Regions from separate parts of the Homo sapiens genome. Here region 1 is linked to region 2. The links are chromatin loops, found by intact Hi-C in ENCODE. Cell type or tissue: K562. All regions are shown on one strand. Links, peaks and the distances in the headings refer to the core of each region. The heading gives the core; the rest is flanking DNA. Region 1 has its middle 110 kb from the start of SIM2. Region 2 overlaps CBR3 (carbonyl reductase 3).

Region 1 (5,374 bases), core at 162-5,161, 450 kb before region 2:
GAAAGTCAGAGGAGCAAAGAGGTTTAAAGTAAAGGGGGAAAGACATGCTGCTTCCCCATGAAGGGCAGCCGTCAGTGTCCCTCTCTCCCTGCAGAATGGACACATTCAACGTCCCACTCATAGGCAGGTGACAATGTTGTTAGGTGACGAGGAATCCTGGGATAACATGGAGAGAAGCAGGGAGTAGGGGAGAGAGAGCAGGAGGGAGAGGAAGAGAGAGAAAGAGGGAGGAAGACCAAACAGAAGAGAGGAAAGGAAGAGGGCGAGAGAGAAGGAGAGAAGGAGAAGAGAAGGGGAGAGAGAGAGAGAGGGCCAGGAGAGGGGGGAGCAAGCTCACCTAAGACAGGAGCAACAGGACCACCGTTCTGGCCTTGGGCCCAGAGACCAAGTTGTATTTCATGCTGTCTAGGAAATTTCAATGTTTTTCAATGTATTTCAACGTAATTCAATATATTTTAATGTATTTCAATGTTGTCCAGGAAATAAGTTATCTGTCTTTAAAATCATCCCCTTTTTCCTCCTTTTCTCCTTTTCCAAATGTTAAGCATTTCCCATCCCACTGTCTAACAGCAGCTGAGCAGTAACGGTTTGCTCACCTGCTTTAATTCCCTGCAGATGAGCGGAATCTTCCTCGCAGCTCAGATGTGTAAGGAGGCACCCTGGGATGACAGTGGCCCCCCAGTTCTACTGTCTGACCTTGAATCCTTCAGGGCAGATGGGAGAACTTGTGAATTATGTGTCTGTTTGGTGCCTGACACGGAGCCAGGAATGGAGGAGAGCTTCACGAATTCTGAAGTGTGTACACGTGCATTCTCCTCCCACCCCCTTTTTTTGCTGTTGGTGACTCACCCCGGCTGGATCTGTAGTGATGCGGGCTGTGAGGCCTGGTGGGCAGGTGCACCTGACAGCCAGGAGAGAGAGATTCCAGAGATCCCAGTTGGGAGACGTGCACAGAAGACCCGGGCAGCCGGGCTTATGCTAAATAAAATTAGTTCACATTCAAGGCCTCCCTTATTCTGCAGAGGACGTGGCCCAGGTGTGCAGGTGGATTTGGAGGGAGAAGTGAGGGAAGCAGCCCACCGACAGTGAGAAGTGAGGGGTAGGGGCCGGGGTCTGGGGGCTGGCAGGGGAGCCAGGTGGGCGATGGGCCTCAGCCAGTGCAGAGGGGTGTGACCCGCCGAGGCCCCTCTGCCTTCATTTAGACTTTCTAAGGCCAGGCCACCTGCCATACGACCTGGGGTTTGAGCCTGCGTCTGGCTACCCCAAAGGACAAGCAACCAAGGGCTGGAGATAGGAGTGGAAGCAGCAGCCCGGCTCCCCGTTTCTGCTGCTGGGAAGTGGATGGAGCTCTCAGGTGCTTGCACCTTCCCGTAGGCAAGCTCTCCTGAGGAGGAACTCCACACAAAGCAGGACTAGCCGGCAGGCTGGAAGAGAAACCCTTGGATCCACCTCTTGGGTGGCTCTCAACCTGAAGTCAGGACTTGGTGACTCCTCTCGCTTAAAAGGATAATTTTTTTAAGAAGGAGATCATTTTCTTTGCAGGGAAATGGATGGAGCTGGACGCCGTTATCCTTAGCAAACTAACACAGGAACGGAAAACCAAATACCGCATGTTCTCATTTATAAGTGGGATCTAAATGATGAGAACTCAGGAGCACAGAGAAGGGAACAACACACACTGGGGCTGACTTGAGGGGGAGGGTGGGAGGAGGGAGAGGAGCAGAAAAGATAATTACTGGGTACGGGGCTTAATACCTGGGTGGTGAAATAATCTGTGCAATAAACCCGTGATGCTAATTTAACTATATAACCAGCCTGCACACGTACTCCCGAAACTAAAATAAAAGTTAAAAATAAATAAATTAACAGGGCTGGGTACGGTGGCTCAAGCCTATAATCTCAGCACTTTGGGAGGCCGAGGCAGGTGGATCTACTTGAGGTCAGAAGTTCGAGACCAACCTAGCCAACATAGGAAAACCTTGTCTCTACTAAAAATACAAAAATTAGCCAGGCATGGTGGCGGGGGCCTGTAATCCCAGCTACTTGGGAGGCTGAGGCAGGGGAATTGCTTGAACCCGGGAGGCGGAGGTTGCAGTGAGCTGAGATCATGTCTGCACTCCAGCCTGGGCAACAGAGCAAGACTCTGTCTCACATAAATAAATAAATAAGCACCAAAAAAATCTTTTTTTAAATATTGAAATCATGCTCGATGCAAGAGAAGCTGCCAAGATAATCAAAGAGCTCCTGTGTATCTTTTCCTCAGTTTACCCTGATGGCTCCATCTTCTGTAACAGTGGTCCAGTAGCAAAATGAGAAACTTGGCATTGGCACAATGTGTATGCAATCGTTCTAAGTCTTTTTATCACATGTTAAAATTCATGTAACCGCCACTATGATCAAGACACAGAACTGTTCTAGGGGTGACCCCTTTCATAACAAATCTTTTATAACAGCCTTTTTACCATCCTGAAACAAAAACCACAGACGATAGTGCAGATTCCTGTTACATATACCTATCACGACACAGAATCTGAAATGAGAGACATGCATTAAGTACACATAATATATTAAGTGCAATATGAAGGAAATACAAGGAAAGTGGAGGGTTGTAATAAAGTAAAATATATTCAATGCCTAATGTGCTTGAGCACTCACTCTATCTACACTAGAAGACACAATGAAGCCATCAGAAAGAGGCAATTGAAGGAATCCACAGCCACAAAGAGGGGCTGATGCAGGTGTAATATACCGAGGCCTCAAAACCACAGATGCAATTTGTCATGAGACTAAAACAAAGTACAGTAGTTGCATTCCTGGAAATACAGCACAAAATCCACTTTATGTTCCTATGGAGTGAGTTTCCAGGCTCAGACGGTCCTAAGCGGGTTTGTCATTTACCTGAATGGTGTGTGGGGTAAAGGACAACTCTCTACAGAGAGGACAATTCTGGCAGGTCCTGGAGCACCCCTGGCTCCTGTCCCCTCAAGGCCAGGAAGTCCCCCACTGTAATCCTGCCAATCACAAAGGCTTCCTCGAATTTCCAAAATAGCCCCTAGGGGGCAGTCCTGACCCTGCTGAGAACCGCCGGCCTATTGGATACTGAGGCCATGTGCCCGGCAGTGTGCCAGGCTGGGGAGGGAGGAGGGAGGGTCGGGGAGCACAGATGAAACACACATGGTGTCCAGCCCTGTGAAACGTGCCCTCTCATTAGATTCAGGTCACTAGATATAGCAAATGAAAATATTGCACGGGACATGTTTATACTCAATATTATTTGTTGTTTATCTGAAATTTAAATTTAACTGGGTGTCTTGTGTTTCGTCTGGCAGCCCTACTGATAACACAAAGGCCATGGAGACAGGATGGCTGGTGCTGTCCTTGGGGACCAAGGGGACTCGGAGGAGGGGTCTGTAGAAGGAGACGTGGAGACTGTTTCTGGCATGGGAGTGGCCTCTGCCTTTTGCAGGGTTTTACACACTCAGTAGCTCCTGAATGCCCACGCTGATTCAGGAGGTGACATTATTATCCCTAGCTTGCCAGTGAGGCAATTGAGGTGTCAAGAGGCCACATGACTCCCCCAAGACGCATCTCACAGGGGCAGGAGGCAGGTGCCGATAGAACTCTCCCCGTGATGGTCAGTGGAGCCTCCACACTGGGGTGGCAGGGTGTGCTGGGAAAAGCAGTGGCGGGAGGGCAGGCACGGAAAAGCAGTGGCGGGAACCTCTGCCATCTCCGGACAAGGCATCCTCGCAGGAACAACTGAGGTCAGAGGGCTTGGTTTAGGATGTGGGGATGGTCAGCAAATGCAGGCTTAGAAAGTGGTGAAGGTCTGTGTGGCTGCAGAAGCCAGAAACTATCAGGAACGTGGAAAGAAACCTGTTTTATGATTTTTGGGTTTTTCGTTTTGTTTTGTTTTTAGACAGGAGTCTAGCTCTGTTGCCCAGGCTGGAATGCAATGGCTTGATCTCGGCTCACTGCAACCTCTGCCTCCTGGGTTCAGGCGATTCTCCTGCCTCAGCTTCCCGAGTAACTGGGATTACAGGCATGCACCACCACGCCTGGCTAATTTTTGTATTTTTAGTAGAGATGGGGTTTCGCCATGTTGGCCAGGCTGGTCTCAAACTCCTGACCTCAGGTGATTCACCCGCCTCAGCCTCCCAAAGTGCTGGGATTACAGGCATGAGCCATTGCGCCCTGCCAATAAACCTGTTTTAAATCGCAGCACTTTGGGAGGCCGAGGGGGGCAGATCACCTGAGGTCGGGAGTTTGAGACCAGCCTGACCAACATGGAGAAACCCGTCTCTACTAAAAATACAAAATTAGTTGGGCGTGGTGGCACATGCCTGTAATCCCAGCTACTTGGGAGACTGAGACGGGAGAATCACTGGAACCCAGGAGGCAGAGGTTGCAGTGAGCCGAGATCACGCCACTGCTCTCCAGCCTGGGTGACAAGAGCGAAACTCCATCTCAAAAAAAAAAAAAAAAAAAAAAAAAAAAGAGCTGCTTTGCACCAAGGAGCCCGGCCCACCAGGAAGAGAAGGGGATAAGACGCGTGCCCTTGTTCTTAAGAAACATGTGCTGGCCTCCCCTCAGCAGATGCCTCCAGATAAGCCCAGCACCCACAGTCCTGCACACTTGCCTTCCCGGCCCTTCACCACCCACAGGGATGGGAGCAAGGCAAAGACATCATCAGAAGATGCTGTGATAATGAGCCCGACCGTGAGGACCAATGGAGAAGCCCCTGGACCTGGTGAAAGGTTGCCTCCCTCAGGGCTCTTGTCTTCTGCGTTTATAGCTGATTTCTCCCAGACAGGGGTACTCTTCCAGCCATGGGGTGGCAGGGGGCATGGGTCCCCCAGGCACGGAGTAGAAGCCCAAGCTCACGCTCTGAGACACAGGAAGAGCCCAGAGAAGATGCTGGAATCCACCAGCCTGGTTTTAGCTCAGGCGTGTTCTTATTTGTACAGGGCTTACCTGGACTGGCTTTCACTGAAACTCAGATTTAATATCTTTGGGAGATGAGTCCACAATGAGTCATGGAATATTCTTTCAACTAGCAGTAGGAGAGACACTGGCCTAGGAACCAGTGTTTGGTAACTGTTTCCATGCCTATGGGAGCCGAAAGCTGAGTTCTCCCGCTAAGAGCAGGGTGGGACACTCAGGAGACCGTGTTCTGTTCGGTGGGGACCTCGCAGCTTCAGAGTGGGGTGGAGAGCTCAGGAGGAGGTTATCTTCAAATCGCTGGGGAGAGTCAGTAAAAAGTCCTAAAAGGAAAGCTTAGCTGGATCACTTTTCCTTGCTGTCTTGGGAAAATTTAAAAGAGAAGCCAAACCAAATTCATGAAAAGTCTGGGTGCGGAAAGAGATGCAATTGA
Region 2 (5,374 bases), core at 317-5,316:
AACCTCCGCCTCCCAGGATCAAGTGATTCTACTGCTTCAGCCTCCCAAGTAGCTGGGATGAAGGTGTGTGCCACCATGCCCAGCTAATTTTTGTATTTTTTTAGTAGAGATGAGGTTTCACCATGTTGGCCATACTGGGCTTGAACTCCTGACCTCAAGAGATCCGCCCGCTTTGGCCTCCCAAAGTGCTAGGATTACAGGTGTGAGCCACCGTGTGCCCAGCCCGCTGGCAGTTTTATAAAACTGCTCCTCCCCAGCATACACACTCCAAGTACTTATAAACCTGCTTTCTGAGGGACAGTGCTCTCACCCTAAGGACTAAAGCTCTCAATTTCCTAGGCACACCCAATGTCCTAGGACAGTGGGCAGCCACCCCAATTCCTTAGTGCCACAACCAGCAGTAAGGAATCCCTGGGGATGACTCTGTCTGTCCTTCATTATGGACACTTCACGTGTGGAATGGGCTGTTTTTCCATCCTGGTTTTTATCTCATCACTTTTTTTTTTTTTTTTTTTTTGAGACAGAATCTCACTCTGCCAGCCAAGCTGGAGTGCAGTGGCATGATCTCGGCTCACTGTAGCCTCCACTTCCCAGACTCAAGTGATCCTCCTGTCTCAGCCCCACAAATAACTGGGCCCACAGGCACACACCACTGCACTCAAATAATTTTTGTATTTTTCGTAGAAACGGGGTTTCTCCATGTTGGCCGGGCTGGTCGCAAACTCCTGAGCTCAGGAGATCTGCCTGCCTTGGCCTCCCAAAGTGCTAGGATTATAGGCGTGAGCCACTGCATCCGGCCTGATTTCATTACTTTTTAGTCCCTATTTGATAATATTAATATTCATTAAATTATGAATTAATATTCATGTTGATCATGATTCACAGCTACTAAAGAGACAATTGTGCCCATAGAAACAAATATGTAGGCCAAAAATTTTACAATTTGAAGTACTGGTGGAAATCCAAAAACCAGTAAATGTGTTAATTTACACATTTCATCAGCATCAAACCCCACTAATTTTAGTGAGTTCTTTTATTATGTATTATTCTGAATGCATATTCTCTGTGTCCAATAGGGTCTTTTTTTTTTTCTTTGAGATGAGTCTTGCTCTGTTGTCCAGGCTGGAGTGCAGTGGCGCGATCTCAGCTCACTGCAACCTCTATCTCGGGTTTAAGTGATTCTCCTGCCTCAGCCTCCCAAGTAGCTGGGATTACAGGTGTGCGCCACCATGCCCAGCTAATTTTTGTATTTTTAGGAGAGATGGGGTTTCACCATGTTGGCCAGGCTGGTCTCAAACTCCTGACCTCAGGTGCTCTGCCTTCCTCGGCCTCCCAAAGTGCTGGGGTTGCACGCATGAGCCACCGCACCTGGCCGGATCTGTAGATTTTATTTCATTTTCTGAATGGCATTCCCCACAAGTTCCCATTGCAAGGGAGCTGCACATTCTTGTGGACCCCAATCCCACAAGAGATACCCTCACTCTGTCCTTGGAAACTAGCACCTCACTCATCCCCCCAGGTACCTAGTACTATTCAGTATTTCTTTCCTTCCTTCTCTCTCTCACTTTCAAAGATGAAGTGTATGTATGTATTTCTTTCCTGTTACAGAGAAGTTACAAGAATAGTTCGATAAATACCCTATGCCCATCACCTAAGTTCACTAATTGTTAACATTTTGCTGTGTTTGCTTTTTCCCTCTCTGTCCCTTTTTCTCTCCAAGTTGCTGATATCATAAACCTTCATCTTAAACACTTTAGTATTATATATGGTAGCAAGGGCATTCCCCTACATTACTACAGTTATGACCACATGCCAGGCATTTATCATTATACAACACTATTATCTAAAATACAGCCCATATTCAAATGTGTCCAAATTGTCCCAGTAATGTTCTTTTACAGTTTTTGTTTGCTTTAATCCAGGGTCCAAAGTAGGATCATGGATTGCGTTTTTTTTTTTTTTTTTGAGATGGAGTCTCGCTCTGTCACCTAGGCTGGAGTGCAGTGGCGTGATCTCGGCTCACTGCAAGCTCCACCTCCCGGGTTCATGCCATTCTCCTGCCTCAGTCTCCCAAGTAGCTGGGACTACAGGCGCCTGCCACCATGCCTGGCTAATTTCTTGTATTTTTAGTAGAGACGGGGTTTCACCGTGTTAGCGAGGATAGTCTCAATCTCCTGACCTCATGATCCGCCCGCCTTGGTCTCCCAAAGTGCTGGGATTACAGGCGTGAGTCACCGCACCTGGCCCATGGATTGCATTTAATTGTCACATCTCTTTCATATATTTTAATGTAAGGTAGTTGGCAATGACTTTTTTGAAGACTGTAGACCATTATTTTGTAGTATTTCTCTCAAAGTGAATTGGTCTGTTCTCATGAGGAGAGTCACATCAATATTTTGGCCAGGAATACTACATCAGTGATGTTGTGTTCTTCATTGCTTTCTAAACAGCTTTGTTCTCAGAAACTTGGCGGCTACAAGGAATTAAATGTGAATGGGAAAGGAAGAAAGAAAAACACAGATCATAGAAGCTGTGCCTTCGAGGAAATAAATCCTCTTAAGGGGAGGAGGTGTCCTCTTTGATCTGAGGGCACACCTCTGGGAGAGAGGCCAGAGGCTGACAGTCAGCCTCGTCAGCCAGATGCGTCATCAGCCCTGGGAAGGGCTGCACCCACACCACCCTCCACTGAGGTCCAGGTGGCCCCACCGGTCCCGAAACACCTGCTGCCTTACTCTAGAAAGAGTAGGCAAGTTGCGCCCTCTAGTGGCTTAGTAGTTGCTTGTCCTATTGACTCAGAACCTTGAACAAATAAGCAAGTCAAATACAGATAGATGGTCCCTGCCCTCTGATGGTTCCACTTAGGACTTACTGACTTCACTGATGGATGAGGAAGCGATATGCATTCTGCAGAATCTGTACTTGGAGGCCCCATACAACCATTCTGCATTTCACTTTCAGTACAGATTCAATAAATTACATAAGATACTCAACATTTTATGATAAAATAGGCTTTGTGTTAGATGACTTTGCCAGACTATAGGCTAATGTAAGCGTTCAAAGCACCTTGAAGCTAGACGAGGCTGACCTATGGTGTTTGGTAGGTCAGATGCGTTAAATGCATTTTTTTTTTTTTTTGAGACAAGGACTTGCTCTGTCGCCCAGGCTAGAGTACAGTGGCACAATCATAGCTCACTGCAGCCTCAACCTCCTGGGCCCAAGCGATCCTCCCACCTCAGTCTCTCGAGAAGCTGGAACATGCCACTATGCCCAGCTAATTTTTAATTTTCATTTTTTGTGTAGAGCTGGGGTCTCCATATGTTGCTCAGGATTAAGTCCATTCTTATGATATTTTCTTTTCTTTCTTTCTTTCTTTTTTTTTTTTTTTTTTTGAGATGGAGTGTGGCTCTGTCGCCCAGGCTGGAGTGCAGTGGCGCGATCTGGGCTCACTGCAAGTTCCGCCTCCCGGGTTCATGCCATTCTCCTGCCTCAGCCTCCCGACTAGCTGGGACTACAGGTGCCCACCACCATGCCTGGCTAATTTTTTTGTATTTTTAGTAGAGATGGGGTTTCACCGTGTTAGCCAGGATGGTCTCGATCTCCTGACCTCGTGGTCTGCCTGCCTTGGCCTCCCAAAGTGCTAGGATTACAGGTGTGAGCCACTGTGCCCGGCCACAAAAACTTCTTAACCTAAAAAGGTGAATGGTGAGAATTGCACTTGTACTCTTGTACTTGCTCAGTTTTTTAGTGGGATGGGATCAGAGAAAGCCTGCAGGGAGAACTGCAGGTGCTCTGGAAGGGGATGGAGTTTTAAAGGTGTCTTAATACCTTGCAGCTCTCAAGTTCCCATTCAAAAATTTATCGGGAGAAAACTTCCCAACACTGGGTAAAAGACATCCCTATAATGGCTGCGTCCCTATATAGCCACAAAAAAGATAAAAGCTTTCTGACCAAACCTGGAGAGAGCCCCAGACATAAGGAGTAAAAAAAGCAAAGTGGCAAACATTGTATGAAATGTTACCTTCTGTGTAAAAAGGAGAGTTTTTAAAATGTGCGTTTATATTGGCTCAGATTTGCATTTAGAAACTCCATCCCCTTCAAAGCACCTGCAGTTCTCCCTGCAGGCTTTCTATGATCTCATCCCACTCAGAAACTGACAGAGTACAAGTGCAACTCTCACCATTCACCTTCTTAGGTTAAGAACTTTTTGCGTCTGAGTGCGGTGGCTCAAGCCTGTAATCCTAGCATTTTGGGAGGCCAAGGCGGGTGGATCACCTGAGGTCAGGAATTCGAGATCAAGCTGGCCAACATGGTGAAACCCTGTCTCTACTAGAAATACAAAAAAATTAGCTGGGCGTGGTGGTGCTCGCCTGTAAACCCAGCTACTTGAGAGGCTGGGGCGGAGAATCTCTCGTACCTGAGAGGCGGAGGTTGCAGCGAGCTGAGCTCATGCCACTGCACTCCAGTCTGGGCGACGGAGGGAGACTCTGTCTCAGAAAAAAAAAAAAAAAAAAAAAAGGTTTTGCATCCAGAGATAATTTTGTTTGTTTGTTTAAAGTGATGAGGGTCTTGCCATATTTTTCAGCCTGGTCTTAAACTCGTGGGCTCAAGTGATCCTCCTGCCTCAACCTCCCAAAGTGCTGAGATTACAGGCATGAGCCACCACACCCGGCCAATAATCCATATTCGAAATGTTAAATTAAGAAAAGCACACTTCTGGCCAGGTGCAGTAGCTCACACCTGTAATCCCAGCACTTTGGGAGGCTGAGGCAGATGAATCACTTGAGGTCAGGAGTTCGAGACCAGCCTGGCCAACATGGCAAAGCCCTGTCTCTACTAAAAATATAAAAATTAGCCGGGCGTAGCGGCACACGCCTGTAGTCCCAGCTACTCAGGAGGCTAAGGCAGGAGAATCCCTTGAACCCAGAAGGTGGAGGTTGCAGTGAGCTGAGATCCTGTCACTGCACTCCAGCCTGGGCAACAGAGCGAAACTCTGTCAAAAAAAAAAAAAAAAAAAGAAAAAGCAAGCACATTTTTAATAAAAACCACAGTTCTAAGAATCCACAGTTAACTTCTTGGGGAATAAAATCCTCAAGGAAGCAAGCTTCCCTGTACCCCAGCACAGCTGTCATTTCACACTTCAGATTCTTTGCTAATGGATATCTCCCCCACTAGAGTTTCAGCTCCACCAATGAGATGGTCCCTGTCTATAATGCTCACCATTGCACACCCAGATCCCAGCATAATGCCTGGAATATGGCAGGCACTCCAATGTTTGTAGGAAAAGTATAATAGTAACATTTATTGAATACCTGCAGGTATAGGCAAGACATTTCCTAATAAAGAAAATTTCTCGTTCGGGCATGGTGGCTCACAC

The links. Peaks named below come from ENCODE experiments on the same cell type or tissue, not always from the same donor. Only the 100,000 strongest peaks of a DNase experiment are listed, where the experiment ranks them.
Region 1: a loop joins it to region 2, with 7 times the contacts of the local background. A loop is called at or near these places in 3 of 110 quality-filtered maps.

The regions. Positions count from the first base shown.
Region 1 is chr21:36,587,250-36,592,623 of GRCh38, reverse strand. No RefSeq gene overlaps it. Among named protein-coding and RNA genes, the nearest start is that of SIM2, 110 kb to the left of the region's middle. RefSeq lists an enhancer at 2,929-2,978 and a silencer at 3,109-3,168. In K562, for the core only: a CTCF peak has its summit at 3,048 (motif pointing right); a DNase peak (open chromatin) is centred at 3,063; H3K27me3 peaks cover 2,059 bases.
Region 2 is chr21:36,139,023-36,144,396 of GRCh38, reverse strand. The region is part of intron 2 of CBR3 (carbonyl reductase 3); the gene reads right to left. The region is part of intron 2 of CBR3-AS1 (CBR3 antisense RNA 1); the gene reads left to right. Among named protein-coding and RNA genes, the nearest start is that of CBR3, 6.6 kb to the right of the region's middle. In K562, for the core only: a CTCF peak has its summit at 2,775 (motif pointing left); a DNase peak (open chromatin) is centred at 2,766; H3K27me3 peaks cover 1,870 bases.